Linked DNA regions of Homo sapiens: region 1 is linked to region 2. Evidence: read pairs that join two places in POLR2A ChIA-PET (ENCODE). Cell type or tissue: CD4-positive, alpha-beta T cell. All regions are shown on one strand. Links, peaks and the distances in the headings refer to the core of each region. The heading gives the core; the rest is flanking DNA.

Evidence for each region. ChIA-PET counts read pairs that join two places held together with the same protein. Peaks named below come from ENCODE experiments on the same cell type or tissue, not always from the same donor. Only the 100,000 strongest peaks of a DNase experiment are listed, where the experiment ranks them.
Region 1: POLR2A ChIA-PET joins it to region 2 with 10 read pairs; 6 of 35 experiments call an interaction of 5 or more read pairs at or near these places.

Annotation. Positions count from the first base shown.
Region 1 is chr6:37,511,552-37,516,767 of GRCh38, reverse strand. The region is part of intron 1 of LINC02520 (long intergenic non-protein coding RNA 2520); the gene reads right to left. Among named protein-coding and RNA genes, the nearest start is that of LINC02520, 6.8 kb to the right of the region's middle. RefSeq lists enhancers at 1-3, 1-660, 661-1,445, 2,716-3,317, 3,318-3,919. In CD4-positive, alpha-beta T cell, for the core only: no CTCF peak of the experiment used is centred there; DNase peaks (open chromatin) are centred at 27, 1,677 and 2,177; H3K4me3 peaks cover 2,534 bases; H3K27ac peaks cover 4,072 bases.
Region 2 is chr6:37,442,844-37,448,321 of GRCh38, reverse strand. It overlaps CMTR1 (cap methyltransferase 1), which reads right to left. Exons shown (of 24, transcript NM_015050.3): 3 at 4,172-4,323; 4 at 1,873-2,031. Among named protein-coding and RNA genes, the nearest start is that of CMTR1, 12 kb to the right of the region's middle. In CD4-positive, alpha-beta T cell, for the core only: no CTCF peak of the experiment used is centred there; no DNase peak of the experiment used is centred there; H3K4me3 peaks cover 336 bases; H3K27ac peaks cover 325 bases.

The sequences.
Region 1 (5,216 bases), core at 1-5,000, 69 kb before region 2:
CTGCTGCTTCCTGCCAAGAGGAGGGCTTGGTGCACTGCTGGCAGGACCTTTGATCTGGGTACCACAGATCATGATGTGACCAAGGAGCCTCAGTCACGTGGGGCACCAGTTAAGGGGGTTGGCCCTTCCTAGCTGACTCCCAGCCACACTGCAGCAGCTTCTGTTCACTTCTCAGCGGGCTGCAGAGGCAGGGAGGGGGAGGCCAGGTGGCACAGGACTGACCCCAGTGGATGCCACCTCATCACCCTGTTGGTGAGAGAGCAGGCAAGCAGGGCACATGGGCCTGGGGAAGACCACAAGGCCAGGTCCTCCAGGCAGGGAGGCTCTGGCAGAAACCTCTGTGCCAACCCCCTCCTTCCTGTCCCCGAATGCAGAGGCCTGCCCCTCCCCGCCCCAGTGCCCAGGAGGCCAGGGTCAGGAAGCAAACAGAAATGCCTGCATGCCTGCAAATAGACTCCAACCGATCTCAGGAGAATTTCCAGCCAGCAGGCCTGTGGCGCCCTTTGCTGAAAGGGCCTTCTGAATGCCCGAGTCTTCTCTTTTGTGCTCACAAATGCCACCCAATCGCAGCGGCCGCGAAGCTGCATAAATAAGGCAGAGAGAGTGTCTGCCTGGGGCGCTGGCCTCTGGGCTGCCTGCCAGGGCTGTCAGGCCGCCCAGACTTCAATACCAACAGACTTAAGGGACAAGAAAACAGCTCAGGTAAAGGCTTGGAAGCTCAGGAGGGAAGTGACCTGTCTTGTGAGGCGACGGAGATCAGTCTGCTCAGGGCCTTCTGATGCTAGGCTGTCGCTAGGCCCATGACCCGCAGGCTCTCCCCCACCGGGTGGGCACGAATGGTGCCCAGCAGCTGGGGAAGCAGGCCTCTCAAGCGTCACCCTGCTGCATCCCATATCTCATGCTGCTGATGAGCCAGGGTCCACACTTTCTTTTCCAGCCCACAGGGAGGGGGCTCATCAGGCTGCTAGAGCTCTCAGCAAACACTGCAGAAAGAAGGGAGGATGCTGCCGGGCATGGTGGCTCACGCCTGTAATCCCAGCACTGTGAGAGGCCAAGGCAGGCAGAACACTTGAGCCCAGGAGTTCGAGACCAGTCTGGTCAACAAGGCAAAACCCCGTCTCTACTAAAAATACAAAAATTAGCCGGGCTTGGTGGTGTGCACTATAGTCCCAGCTACCCGGGAGGCTGAGGCAGGAGAATTGCTTGAACCTGGGAGGCAGAGGTTGCAGTGAGCTGAGATCGTGCCATGGCACTCTAGCCTGGGCAACAGAGTGAGACTCTATCTCAAAAAAAAAAAAAAAAAAAAAAGCAAGGGAAGATGCCAGCCAGCCCCAAACACCCCAGGACGCTTGGAGAATTCTGGCCATGAAACTCACCTGCTGGGAAACTCTGGTGACCCACTAGGCCCACAGAACATTGTCAAGACCTTTGAGAACATTCTAACGTTCCTCCACAGAGTCTAGCAGTCATTGGTATATGCTGTGTCCCAAAGCACCTTTGAGGAAGGTGTCAGGTGGTGACACTGAGGAAGACAGATATGGTTCCTGCCTTCCCGGAGTTGCAGTGAGGGAATCCGGGCTCTCAGATTCACAAGGCGGAGTGTGGTTTTGCTGGGCCTGGAAGGCTATGGTGCATCTCATGGGCTGGGGCAGCAACTCATTGCAGGTGGTGGGGAGGGAGAGAGAGAAGGAAGCCAGCCTGCTGGGGGTTGTCTGGGCAAACAGAAACCTCTCCCTCTCCCGCCTCCAGGCTGGCCGGGAGAAAGGCGCAGCCCCAGGCCCTGAGTCTGCCTCCCAGGCTGCCTGCCCTAGGGCACTGCTCATTAATTACCACAGTGCCGCCAAGATAGCCCTGGCCTGGACTCAGTCCCACACCAATTGCCATGTGAGAGGAAAAGAACTGGAATTTGGGGAAAATGACAGAGAAAAAAGAGATCGGCTTCAAGGGAACAGGCCCTGAGTGTAACTTTCTTTCTGGCCCTGGGGAAGACAAGAAGCTGCACAATGTGGATTGGAGCACAGGTCCTGGGGCAAGTCCTGGCTCTCCTCTACATGCTGTGTGGCTTTGGGTGAGTCACTTGACCTCTCTGTGCTTCAGTGTCCTTGTTTGTAAAATGAAAGTAAAGACAATACCAGTGTTCACAAGGCTGTTGTGAGGATTAAATGAGTGAATGCATATTCAGTGCTTAGAGCTGCTCCCAGCACATACGAAGAGCTATATACGTGTGACTCATGATTACTCTCAGCGAACAAGGTGGCTGGGCCTCCCCAGGGAGGCAGGCACTCTGGGCTGGACCACTTCAGCCTTGTAGGGATGGGCTAAGAGGAGTGAGAAGAAAAGACAGTGAGGGAGGTAGCCCTGGAGCTACAGGCAGCCCCACCTCCTGGATGAACAATGGAAGAAAAGGGAACCCACTGGTCCCAGATCGGTGTGCAGTGTGACACGGCCACATGCACCTTTTACATGTGTATACACTCATATAATCACCATGCAGATCAAGATAATGTTCCCATCACCCCAGAGTGCTCCTTCAGGGCACTGGCCTTTGAACATGGTGTTCCTCAAAGCAGGAAAAATACACCCCCACGGGGCATGAAAGAATCTATTGGGGGCAGAAGAAATGGAATAGAACTTCCACTTCTATCTATTTTACCACATGCTTTTCAACGCCCCTTTTTCTGTATACTTTATAATGCACATATTAGCACAATTGCACATTTAGAATTTACTAATAAATAAGTGTACATTTGCTAGGGATACACGCTGAGTATCTCCTGCTTACCCTTGGTTCTTCACCTCCTCCACCCTGCTCTGAGGCTGCCCTGCGTGGTCCCCATCACTCGGGCTCCCTGCCCGCAGGTGTCAGGTAGGATTTGGCTAAGGGGAGGCTCGGGAGATCAGAGGACACTGGCAAAGTGCAGTTGGGGAATTGATTCCACCGCTCCATCCCTGCAGGGCACTGCAGGCAACTCTTTCCTGGAAGCTGCTTACAAGTTGACTCTCTCCTTCCAAATTTGGCTCAGCACCCCCTCCCCTCGTGGTGGTCACAGCCCTGCGGCAGCCAGCCCCTGCTTACTGCACTGTCCCTCCCGGCTCCCCTGCACTCGCACCTTTATAAAGAGTCCTTTGTGAAGAAATCTGCTCGTATTACCCTAATTTAAAAGTGGCATCTGTCTCCTGCTGAGACCCTGACCTGATACGCAGCACATCCTCAAAAATATTCTACCCACTGGGGTGTGTGATCCAAGTATTTGGAGATGACTGTTAGTGCACTGGATGGTCCCCATTGGTGGTTCAGGGGGCTTCCCCTTCCCAAGGGAGAAGTGGAAGGAGCCGCCTTCAGCGTTTGCGCTCAGTTCCATGCTGGGAAGCAGCAAGCACCAAGATGGTTAGCGGAGTTTACTGAGCTCCTGCCTGTACCTCGCCAAGGGGTGCCTCCATTCCAGGAGAAGGATGCCCAGGAAGTGGCGGCAGTGCCCTCCTACCCACAGAGCCTGCTGTCTCAGTCCCTGTTTCCTGTCTGGGGATTCGGCTCTTCCTCAAGGGGCCAGCACTGGATTCATGCAGGGTGCTGGTAGCACCGTGATGGCAGCCTCACCCTGAGTAACGTGAGGAGACTTGAATAAAGGGTCTCTACAAAGATGGAGGCAGGGTTTAAGGAAACCAACATGGGGAGCCTCAGAACCTTAGGGCTAGCAAGAGTGGGGAGCCCCCTCTGAGAGTAGCTGCATGAGAGCAGCTGCAAGCAGGGTCAGAGGGACACAGCCACCCTGTGGTGACCTTGCGGGGAGGGAGCTGGGGTAATAAATTCCCTGTCCTCAGTCTCCTCCCTTCCTCCAAACCCAGCTGCAAGCCAGAGGACAAGGGAGCCCTTGGATGCAGAGAAGTCAGCATTCCAGGCCAAGAAGGAGGGGGAGCCAGGTGTGGAAAGGGGAGTACACGTCGGACGGGACAAAGGGAAGTTTTCCTGGATGCACTGCAAATGACCTCTGTGCCACAAAGGCCTGGCCCCTACCCACAGGGCTGCTCAGGTGCTCACGGATAACCACATCCCACCTCCACACAACTTCCCTACAGGAATGAGAGCAGAGGGACTGAGCAGTGAGGAAAGGCGGGAGGAGGCTGGAGGAGTGAGCTTCGGAGGATCAAGGTGTGCTTGGAATGTCAGATGAAGAAGTCTGAACTTTCCCCGCAGGCAGAGCCGTGTAAAGCAGACGAGCAGTGTTCTGGCTAAAGCCAGGCCTGAGCAGGTGACCTCGTGGAGGGGATGCAGGCAGGAGGTGGAAGGAGAGCTCTCTGATTCCTTACTCAGCTCAAAGAGAGGAGGCAGGGAGACAGGAGGCCACTGATAACAAACACCGATGCCTCCAGCGAGACATTTAGGAAGAGCCCCCTGAGCCTTTGTTCACTGCCATACACACAGCTCAGCTCAGGCTCTGACTTCCCCTCCGGAGCAGAGGCTTCTGCTGTTGAAGGCTCTGAACTAGCTGGGAAGACGCAGCTAGCAGAGAAGGGTACGAGGGAGGTCTCTCTCCCTCAGCCCCGAGGAACTCAGCGCCGGCTCTGACCCGCTGTGCCTCCGACTGACTGTGCAGCTCTAGGCAGGCTCCTGCCTTTCTCGGGGAGGCAGTGTGCTCATCTGGAAAGCGGCAATAAAGCACCCACTTGCCAGGGTTCTTGGAGGGTGGAATGTGACAGCACAGGTGAAAGCGTGTGTTTCCCATCAGAAGAAACGCGGGGATTGGGGGGGTAGGCAAGTGCCACTTGGTGGGAAGCCCAAAAGAAACGCTAGTCGCTGCACATGTCTCATGGAAATGACAGCACATTTCCCTCTCCCCATGAGGGTTTACTGAGCATCAGTGGGGGCCCTCGCCCTGTGGGCTTCTTGGCACACAGGAGGAGATGGGGGTCTGCTCTTGTAGGCCGGAAGTGGGGCTGCAGACAAAACACACACACAAAACAATGTGAGAACTCTATGAGGCTGCATTCATCGTTGGGCTGAGTGGAACAGTACAGGTTTCAGTGTATAGGAATCCCAAAAAGGGGGAAATTGGTCGGACGAGGGAGGGAGTTTAGCTAAGCAGGACTGGAGAGGTCAGAATTCCATGACAGGAGTCGCCCAGGTAAAGGCAGGTGCTGGGAGCAGGAACATGGCAGAGGAGGGAGGTGGGCAGGAGGCAGCCCTCTCTCCACCAGCGAGAGCTGGCCGGGAAGGG
Region 2 (5,478 bases), core at 229-5,228:
TATCCGTGGTAACCCCATGATTGGATATCCACCCCTGGACACCCAGACTCACCTACTGTAAAGAAGTGGCTGCCAACTGACACTTGACCTCTTTTTTTTTTTTTTTTTTTTGAGACGGAATCTCTCACTGTTGCCCAGGCTGGAGTGCAGGGGCGCAATCTCAGCTCACTGCAAGCTCCGCCTCCCAGGTTCATGCCATTCTCCTGCCTCAGCCTCCCGAGTAGCTGGGACTACAGGTGCCCGCCACCATGCCCGGCTAATTTTTTGTATTTTTTAGTAGAGACGGGATTTCACCGTGTTAGCCAAGATGGTCTTGATCTCCTGACCTTGAGATCCACCTGCCTTGGCCTCCCAAAGTGCTGGGGTTACAGGCGTGAGCCACCATGCCTGGCCCCACTTGACCTAACTTTTACTTACAAACGTTTACTTACTTATAGGGCTTTTTTTTTTTTTTGAGACAAAGTCTCAGTCTGTTGCCCAGGCTGGAAGGCTAGAGTGCAGTGGCACGATCTCTGCTCACTGCAACCTCTGCTTCCCAGGTTCAAGTGATTCTCCTGCCTTAGCCTCTCTAGCAGCTGGAATTACAGGTGTGAGTCCCACACCTGGCTAGTTTTTGTATTTTTAGCAGAGATGGGGTTTCGTCATGTTGGTCAGGCTGGTCTTGAACTCCTGACCTCAGGTGATCCACCCGCCTCGGCCTCCCAAAGTGCTGGGATTATAGGCGTAAGCCACCATGCCCGGCCTATAGGGTGATTTCAGATTTTGAGTTTAGTGAAGTTAGTTCAACTTCTGCCCCACTGAAAGGATGTGGACTCTTGTTTTAACACGAATGAAGACATAGAAACCATCAGGTACTTCTGAGATGAAAGCCCACAACCAGCAACCAGCAGCAGGTATCTACCCTGTTCCGCATTGCCAGTCTGCTGGTCTCAACGCCCACAACTACAAGGCAACAGCGAGACCGGCCCCAGAACCCATGAGCCCCTCACTCGTCAGAATCTTACTCAGAAGACTTATTAGGCTTTTATCACATGCAGATTCACGGGACTTCTTTCCTGAACTGGAACATTAGGGAGACAAATAAAATATCAATTTTCCAGAGTTCAGAGCCACATCTGAAGCTGAACTACAGCAACTATGCAGAAAGCTAGATGTTTGAGTTCCATTTTCTCTAGTTTCAACTCTGTAATGGTAATATCTCAATGTTATTTTTAGGTGTTTTTATTGTACCCACTACAGATCCTTTACGGAATAAGATAGGACATAAATAAATGAATAAAATAAAATCTCACATTGTCTGTGCCATGAAAAGGGATAATGAGAGTTTCCTTTGGTCTTCAGGGTGAAAACAAACTGGTACCCTAGTAAGCAGACTAAACCCACAGTAGAAAAGCAATGTGGCATAAAAAAGCACCTATTTAGAACCTGGATGGCACAAACCTGGGGAAGTACAAGGATCTTCTTAGAAGGCACCTACTCCAGTTACTCACACAGTGAGAGAGTGGGTGCTCCCTTGGCCTGCCTGAACACTTTCAGCAGAGAGCACACTGCCTCACAAGGTATCCTAGTCCACTAGTGGAGAGCTGTAACTATTTATTAAAGTTTTTATGGAGCCAAACTCTGCCTTTCAAGCATCTTCTACCCGTTGGTCTTAGACAGTCCTATAATGCAACAGGAAATCCACATCCCACCATATCTCCCCCAGCCTTCTGTTTTCCATTCTGGATATCCCCAGTACTTTCCACGTAAAAAACTAATTCCACTTTGCTCATACTGCCTCTGGAGATTTCTAGTTTGTTGATATGGCTTCTTAAAGCCATGCATCCAAAAACACAAGTGGCTTTTCCATCTCCTCCTCACTTTAACACTTACCTCTGGCTCATCTCGCCAGTCCACGTTCAGCTCCTGGTCAAAGCCCCGGAGTGTCAGACCCAAGCCTCTTCGACCTTTCTGACTGGAAGCCTCAACGATGTCCTTCCGACCCTGGCTGTATTTACCCAATCCTTCACCTTCCCTGAAGCCCATCTTGGCCTGAAAAAGAGAAGTAGTGGAGCACAATTAATTAGGTTCAACAGACATTTATTTAGCCCCATCACATGCCAAACAGTGTGCTAAATCCTAAGAAAAATAGATGATTAAAGTCTAAAGTTTGTCTTAGCCTAATGAAGAAAAGAAGCATAAATAAATAACTGCAGTATAACTGTGGGCCCAGTGGCTGGCTGTTCTGGAGGTTAAAGTCTAGGGCAACCAGAAATTGGATAAATGAGAAGGGACCTCATAGCCTAATTAAAAGCACCCAGAGTACTTCATGAATCTCTCATTGGACATTTGCTAATTTGTCTGATTAAGTGAGAAGCAGACCTAGAGTAGACTTGATAAAGAGAACATAATTTAAAATGGAACCGCTTCAAGCTGTAACTTCTACCTTACCCTTATCCAGTCAAACAGCCTTACTAGGCAAGGATAAGTGGCTTGGCAGGAGCCCACTTAAGAGATTAAAAACTTGCCTCATGTAAAAGTGAGGTATGGGACCGGGCGCGGTGGCTCAAGTCTGTAATCCCAGCACTTTGGGAGGCCGAGAAGGGCGGATCACGAGGTCAGGAGATAGAGACCATCCTGGCTAACACGGTGAAACAAACCCTGTCTCTACCAAAAATACAAAAAAATTAGCCAGGCATGGTGGCAGGCACCTGTAGTCCCAGCTACTCAGGAGGCTGAGGCAGGACAATGGCATGAACCCAGGAGGTGAAGCTTGCAGTGAGCCGAGATCACACCACTGCACTCCAGCCTGGGCGACAGAGCAAGACTCCATCTCAAAAAAAAAAAAAAAAAAAAAAGGTGAGGTATGGGAGGACTATAATACTCTGGGACAGAAACAGTTTTTTAAATGCCACAACTATCTGTAAGTTCTCACTAAACTTTAGAGTTACTGGGCCCAGGTATATACCCAAAGATTAGAGACTTGAATCCCAAACCCCACAGACTCCTGCCTAATACAAAAAAAACTGCAATCCTAAGAAGATCTAAATTTCCCTGGAGGGTCTATATTCCCTCTGAAAGGGGTATTACCAGCTAAAGAGCTGGATGGAATTCCTATGGTAGCCACAAATACTTCTCCCAGGTCAAACAGGCTGACTGAGTCACAAGCCTTCCCATCTTTAACTTCCCCAAATCTTATAGCCTGCAAACTAGAATCCTGACCTATGGCTTTAGCAGTGACAATTCTCATTCTTAAATGAATCTAAGAGAAAATGGAGGGGTCAACTATAATATTTCTTTCTTTTTTTTTATTTTTTGAGACAGAGTCTCACTTTGTTAATTAGGCTGGAGTGCAGTGGCGTGATCTCAGCTCACTGCAAGCTCCACCTCTCAGGTTCAAGCGATTCTCCTGACTCAGCCTCCTGAGGAGCTGGGATTACAGGCACCTGCCACCATGCCTGGATAATTTTTTGTATTTTTAGTAGAGACGGGGTTTCACCATGTTGGCCAGGCTGGTCTTGAACTCCTGACCTCAAGTGAGCCACCTGCCTCAGCCTCCCAAAGTGCTGGGATTACAGACGTGAGCCACTGCGCCTGGCCCAACTATAATATTTCTAAAGCAAGACAGAAGGTAAACTTGGATCTCTCTAATGTTTGCACATACACTAAGGAATATGAGCAGGTCTTCCTAGTCACCATTCTTCTTGTGATACATCAATTAGGTATAAAAGTTAGGAAAGATAATTGGGCCTTCTTTCAGAAAAAGAATAAATGGAATACTTCCATTTATTTTAGGCATCTGGGAGTGAACAGGATTTTAGTCGTTTCTTTTGACACCACTCACTAGAGCAAAAATTCACAGCATGAAGCTTCTTTACCCACTGACAGACATCCATGTTTAGGGAAGTATAGTCACACATGTTAGTAATAAGAATTCATTACTATGGATATGAAAAGGTGATCCAGTCCAGATAGAACAGCAGAAACAGGCCTAAGCAGTTGCTGCCTATAGATGATACAAATGTGATAGATACTTCTATCAAGAAGTGGGTCACACTCTGCTAAATTTCAGTAGCTGAAAAGCAAAGGAAAAACCTATGGCCAAACTTTTCTTCTTTTCATACAAATACAAATTGCCCTTCTTTCACTCTGCTGGTGGGGCTTGAGAAACCCAACCCAAGCGCTGACATACCATAAGCTTCTGGGAGACGCTATTATACATGGAATAGCGAGAAGAAGTTCCTTCCACAAGAGAGTCTGCTTTGAATGCATCGTCAAAAGAGTCAGAGCTGTGTTGTTTCCCCTCGGTCTCACTATCAGACCCACTAAGGCTTGTAGTAGATGCTGAAAAAGAAAAAGGAAAATGTTTAGGTAGGTTTATGGCACAAAATAGCCTCCAGACATCCAAGTTTCATTTATTCAACTACTGTTCAGTATACACAATGCACATATAAAGTTCATTAAATGACCCAAGGTCAAATCTATTTTCTACCTCTTACTAGCTAGGTAATCTTGGGCAAGTCACTACTGAAAGTTCCTAATGGACTTGACACAATGGGAGCTCAAAAATAACAGTTTTCCTTCCCCACCCTTTCAATTTCCTCCACTATAAAACTGAGATAGTAATACCTGCCTCACAGGATTGTTTAAAGATTAAATGAAATAACGTATTTGAAAATGCATTGTTGGCTGGGCATGGTGGCTCACGCGTAATCCCAGTACTCCAGGAGGACGCTGAGGTGGGCGGATCACTTGAGGTCAGGAGTTCAAGATCAGCCTGGCCAACATGGTGAAACCCTATCTCTAATAAAAATACAAAAATTAGCTGGGTGTGGTAGTGCGTGCCTGTAATCCAAGCTACTTGGGAGGCTGAGGCAGGAGAATTGCTTGAACCCGGGAGGCAGAAGTTGCAGTGAGCCGAAATTGCGCCACTGCATGCCAGTCTGGGCAAAAAGAGTGAGACTCCATCTCAAAAAAAAAAAAAGAAAGTACATTGTCAAATATAAAGTGTATTTACTGAAGATATGATTGTTATTTCTGCTGCTGGTGGTTATTATTAGAACATCAATATCCAAACACTGATGCCTGATTCCATTTTCAACGATTCCATTATAAGGCTAACATTTTTATTTCTTATAATTGCAAAAAGAGCTTTTGGAAGGAACGATATACAAGAAGACCAATAAAAGTGATTATTCACACATTCAGGGGTTAGCATTTGGAGACAGAATACCAAAACAATTACTTGGAACTAGTGAAAGCAAAAGTGAAACTTGATTTACATTTTTATACCACGAAAGTTTACACTGGCTATCTTTTTATATTTTTTGACTTATGAACCATGTGAATATATTATCTATTAAAATTTAAAATAAATATGAAAATATTGACTTAGCAATGTGGCATAATTCCTTTGAAGAAGAAGGGACACCACTCAGAAAGGGTGTTGATTCAAAACTTGGCTGCTTGTGAGAAGTACTGAAGGAAAGTCACAGACGG